2 separate regions of the Homo sapiens genome follow, and region 1 is linked to region 2. A link is a loop called in an ENCODE intact Hi-C map of the cell type or tissue named here. Cell type or tissue: sigmoid colon. All regions are shown on one strand. Region 1 holds the start of PRKCG (protein kinase C gamma). Region 2 overlaps CACNG8 (calcium voltage-gated channel auxiliary subunit gamma 8).

Region 1 (2,500 bases), 96 kb before region 2:
CCCTAGCATCAGAGAGAGAGAGAGAGATCAACAGAGCCAGAGAGGGACAAGTACAGAGAAACAGATGGAACCAGAGAGATATAGGAAGAGACAAACAAAAACAGAGACGGAGTTGCAGAACCGGAGGAAGGGAGAGAGACAGAGACAAAGGCATTTATAAAGACGGGTGGAGGTGAGGAGAGAGAGGGAGAGACAGGGGCAAGCATTTAGAGAGTGACTCCCAGAGAGGAAGACAGAGACGGACTCCCAAAGAGATCAAGTTGCAGAGGGAGGGGGAGACAGAGTCACAGCCTGAGAGAGAATAGAGATTCACAGAGCCAGAGAGACAAAGACAGGGAAAGAAACAAACTCAGGGAGACAGAGGCGGAAGAATTTATCAGACGTAGAGGGAGAGACAGAGGGAGACTGATTCACAGTGAGGCAGACCAAGACCCCGAGAAGAACCACGACACCAAGACCCAGAGATGGCGACAGATACAGATGGAGACACACAGCAGAGGAAATAGAGAAATAGAAAGAAATAGAAACAGCATTTCTCGGAGACAGGGAAAAGAAAACAGATCCACTGAGAGGCAGAAACAGAGACACATCGAGAAAGCTCGCTCCAGGAATAGAGGGAGAGGGACAGAGGTCACAAGAAAGACACACGCAGGCAGAGAGCTACACAAATAATGGAGAGGCCAGGGGAGGAAATAAAGACTCAGCCGGCATCGGAGAAAGTGAGAACCTTAGCGCCCTGCCTGTCCACTGCTGGACCCCTAGCGTGGAGCATAAAGTTTGTTGAAGGAAGGAGAGGGGCAGGGTCAGACACAGGGACCCCAGGGCGCCCACAGGACACACGAGGCACCCTAGTGGGGGAGGAACGCGGGGCAGGATGACAGATTGCAGGGTGGTGGGGGGGAGCCAGGCTCAGAGGATGCCCCTCCCTCCAGCCAGCCCCCGGAGTGGGTGTGTGCACGTGTGGGGGGCGGGGAGGGAGGACATTTGTCCCGTGTCTCCGGGAGGGGAGCGCCTTTAAGCCGAAACCCCGCCCTCTCGGTCGTCCTGGCAACGCCTCCCCCAACCCGGGGCTCCCACATTTCAGCAGGTGCCGGAGCTGGAGCTCCCACCGCCGCCGCCCGTGCCTCCGGCTGCCGGCGCCCCTGCCTTTGGCTCTTCCTCCCCACTCGCCCGCTCCCCCTGGCGGAGCCGGCGCGCCCGGGGTGCCGCTCCCTGCCTGGCGCGCTCCGCACCTGGAGGTGCCTTGCCCCTCTCCTGCCCACCTCGGAATTTCCCTGTGGCTCCTTTGATCCTTCGAGTCTCCAGCTCCTCTCCCTTCCACCTGTTTCCCCCAAGAAAGGCAGGATCCTGGTCCCTGCTACGTTTCTGGGGCCATGGCTGGTCTGGGCCCCGGCGTAGGCGATTCAGAGGGGGGACCCCGGCCCCTGTTTTGCAGAAAGGGGGCCCTGAGGCAGAAGGTGGTCCACGAAGTCAAGAGCCACAAGTTCACCGCTCGCTTCTTCAAGCAGCCCACCTTCTGCAGCCACTGCACCGACTTCATCTGGTGAGGGAAGGGGGCTGGGGGACTGGGGGACGAGGGGACTAGGGGTGCAGACTCCTATCACGCCGACCCCTGTGGAAGGAAGAAGGAGGGGGCTGTAGTCCCGACTCCCAGGTTCTAGGATGGCCAGGGAACGCTGGGAGCTTCGACTCCTGGGTTTCAGTGAGGAGGAGGCTGGTTCCTGGAGTGCTGGGTCCGAGGGAGGAGGAGGCTGGAGGACAGAGGTCCTGGAGTCTTGGGTCTGAGGGAGGAAGGGCCTGGGGGGCTGGGAGCCTGGATTCCTGGGTCTGAAGGAGGAAGAAACTGGGGGCTGAACTCCAGTCTAAGGGAAGAAGGGCTGGGGGCCAAAATTTCTGGGTTCTAGAAAGAGGAGGTGGCCGGGGCTTGGACACCTGGGCCCTGCGGGAGGAGGGTCAGAGAGCGCAGGCCCCCTGTGGCTCGCAGAGGTTGGGGGTCCAGGTACCCCTTTCTGCACTGACCTAGGATCCCTGACTCTTCCAGGGGTATCGGAAAGCAGGGCCTGCAATGTCAAGGTAAGAGCTGGGGACCGGGGCTCCTGGGACCCTCAGGAGGGTGGAGGCTGGGGCCCCACAGCTGAGGCTGCTTGACACACGTGTTCTCTGGTCCCCAGAGAGGCGCGGGGGAGCCCGGGGCGGGGGGTGTGGCAGAGACACAGCCTGTGGTGGGGAGGGAGCTTTGATGGTGGGGCCACCGCGGAGGTGGTGCTGGGGGCCCCTCCCTCGGCCGGCTCCAGGTGGGGACAGATATTTGGAGAATCTGTTGCCATGGGAACATGGAGATTTGGAAAAGGGGAGCTGAAGGGGGGAAGGGGGAGGGGGCTGGAGATGCAAAGTCAGAGCCCCCCCCCACCCCAGGCTGCCGTCGCCATGACAACACCAGCCGTCCTAGGCAGGGGCAGGCCGGGTGGGGTCACCAATGGGCGAGTGGGGGCCGGGCGGG
Region 2 (2,500 bases):
GCTTTGTCACCCAGGCTGGAGTGTAATGGTGCAGCCTTGGCTCACTGCAACCTCCACCTCCTGGGTTCAAGTGGTTCTCCTGCCTCAGCCTCCCGAGTAGCTGGGATTACAGGCACCCGCCACCATGCCCAGCTAATTTTTGTATTTTTAGTAGAGATAGGGTTTCACCATGTTGGTCAGGCTGGTCTTGAACTCCCGACCTCAAGTGATCCACCCGCCTTGGCCTCCCAAAGTGCAGGGATTACAGGTGTGAGCCACCGTGCCCGGCCTCAGCCCTTATTTCTTGAGGTCTCCCGTGTGCCAGGCCTACTGCCAAGAAATGCTGGGACACACAGAGGAATCGGACTCCCATGCCCTACCCCCTCCAGGAACTCTCAGCTTACCGAGGACGAAGAAGATCATCTACCAACTAATGCATGTCCTACGGGGCACCTCAGAGCAGGAAACTGACCCAAGTTCGGTGGGAGGAATGAGTGTGCATGTGTGTCTGTGTGTGTCTAGGGAAAGCCTCCTCAAGAAGGTGCCTCCTGAGCTGCCTGCTGCAGGTAAAGTACTACATCAGCAAAGAATGTGAGCTGGAATGTTCCACAGCATGGGCAGAGGTCTGCAGAACTGGACAGAGCTGGGCAGTTGAGGAAACTACATTGTTTATACTTATATTTTTAATTTTTTTCTCCAGCTATGTGCTAGAGGTGGTAAAACATTAACTGTTCCCAAGGATGAGAAAATAGCTGAGGATGAGCATCTTAGGAGGGGAAGGAGATGAGGATGCATGACCCCTAGAGGCATACTCCACCCCTCACACACCTCTGCTTGCTTCAACTACTCCATTTCTCTCCAGAAGGTTCCAGGTTCCCTGCAGAAAGAGACTGGAACCTCTCTCTCCCCATCCCCACAGGACTAGAGACTACAACTCCCATGATCCACTGCGGCTGCTCTTCTCACAACTGGACTCCAGACTTCACGGGGTCTCATGGGAAATGTAGTCCTCATCGGCTTCCGCATCACTTTCCTTGTTTTTTTTCCCACGCATTTCCAGACTTTTCAACCAATTGAGAGGTGGGAAGCGCCTTGCTATTATTGAAGCCAACAACACCCTCTTTCTTACAGAGGTGGGAGCCGGAAGTCCAGAGTGCTGGAGCAACTTAGCGCAGCTTACAGGACCAAGGTCCTGTAGCCTTGCAGTGAGTGCTGCAAGGATGTTAGACTTTGGGTTTTTTTCCTTGCTTTTCTTCTTTTCTTTAACAGGCGGGGAAACAGACCAGAGAAGTTGAAAGTTTGTCCCATATCACGAGTCGGGCTCAGGAGCCAGGACTTGCGGTCTCCCAAGCAGCCCAGAGAGAGAAGGGGTTTGGGGAAGGGAAGGGTCGGTTGTCAGTGGGGTTGCCCCGCCCCCAACCCTGAAGTATCCGCCCCCACCACTGCCCTCCCCGCTCCTCCAGGGTTGAAAAGAGGCGTCTGCGTGAAGATCAATCATTTCCCGGAGGACACGGACTACGACCACGACAGCGCGGAGTATCTACTCCGTACGTGGGGGTCCGGGACAGACGTGGGGAGTGGGTCAAATCGCGGGGCCTGGAAGGCGTCGGGGTGGGTGCCGGGAAAAGGCACTGGGACTCCGGCACTTGGATCGACACGCCGAGGTTAGCCTCCCAGCCAATCCGAGTCCAGATAGTGAGATCCTCTGGTCCCCGATTGGCTGACTGATCTCGTTCCCGCCCCCTCCTCTCACCTTGGGGCGGGCTGAGGGAGGATCCTGGGCGCTAATTGGCCGCTTTGCTCTCTTTGGCCCTCGCGGCGACTCTGCGCCGTGACTGGTTGTGGAATCCCGGACTGGGATTGGCCACCGCGCCGCAGAGCTGTGGGGCAATCTGCGGCGGTGACGGGCCACTACTGGGAGCCGGCTGGGAAAGCCTGTATTGCCATTGGTAGCTACCCCGAGAACGCGGCAAATCCTAAATGATGATTGGCTGCGGCCTCAGCCAGGTTCCGAAATCGCAAAATCTAGTTGCCTGGGGTTTTAGGGGTGGGTGGAAAGGAAGGACTGCAGAGAAAAAGAGGAGGGCGGGGCGGGGAGTGGGGGCGGGGAGAGAGAGATAAGGGGAAGAAGGGAGGGAGGAAAAGAGGGAGAAAGAGAGATAGACGAAGTCAGGCCTAAAGGGGGTAGGGAGGGAGGGAAGGAGGAAGGGAGAGGAAGGGAGTGAAGAGAAGAGAAACCTGGAAGATTGAAGAAACCAGGCAGAAAAGGAGGGGAGAGAGAGACCCAGGAAGATAGAGGAGGCCAGGCGAAAAAAGGGGTGGGGTGGGGTGGGGTGGGGAAAGACCTAGGAAGACAGATGAGGCCAGGCAGAAAAAAAAAGAGGGGGGAGAGACCTAGGAAGATAGGTGAAGCCAGACAGAAAAAGTTGTGGGTGGGGGTGGCTAGGAAGACAGATGAGGCCAGGGAGAAAAAGTGGGAGAGAGACTTAGGAAGACAGATGAGGCCAGGCAGAAAAAGCGG

The links. Peaks named below come from ENCODE experiments on the same cell type or tissue, not always from the same donor. Only the 100,000 strongest peaks of a DNase experiment are listed, where the experiment ranks them.
Region 1: a loop joins it to region 2, with 3 times the contacts of the local background. A loop is called at or near these places in 4 of 110 quality-filtered maps.

The regions. Positions count from the first base shown.
Region 1 is chr19:53,881,122-53,883,621 of GRCh38, forward strand. It overlaps PRKCG (protein kinase C gamma), which reads left to right and starts at 1,076. Exons shown (of 18, transcript NM_002739.5): 1 at 1,076-1,543; 2 at 2,042-2,073. The coding sequence starts at 1,374. RefSeq lists an enhancer at 1,528-2,079. In sigmoid colon, CTCF peaks have their summits at 1,187 (motif pointing left) and 1,388; a DNase peak (open chromatin) is centred at 1,013; H3K4me3 peaks cover 699 bases; H3K27me3 peaks cover 2,039 bases.
Region 2 is chr19:53,976,704-53,979,203 of GRCh38, forward strand. CACNG8 (calcium voltage-gated channel auxiliary subunit gamma 8) reads left to right here. Exons shown (of 4, transcript NM_031895.6): 2 at 1,443-1,526. Among named protein-coding and RNA genes, the nearest start is that of MIR935, 4.4 kb to the right of the region's middle. In sigmoid colon, no CTCF peak of the experiment used is centred here; DNase peaks (open chromatin) are centred at 948 and 1,714; H3K4me3 peaks cover 970 bases; H3K27me3 peaks cover 2,500 bases.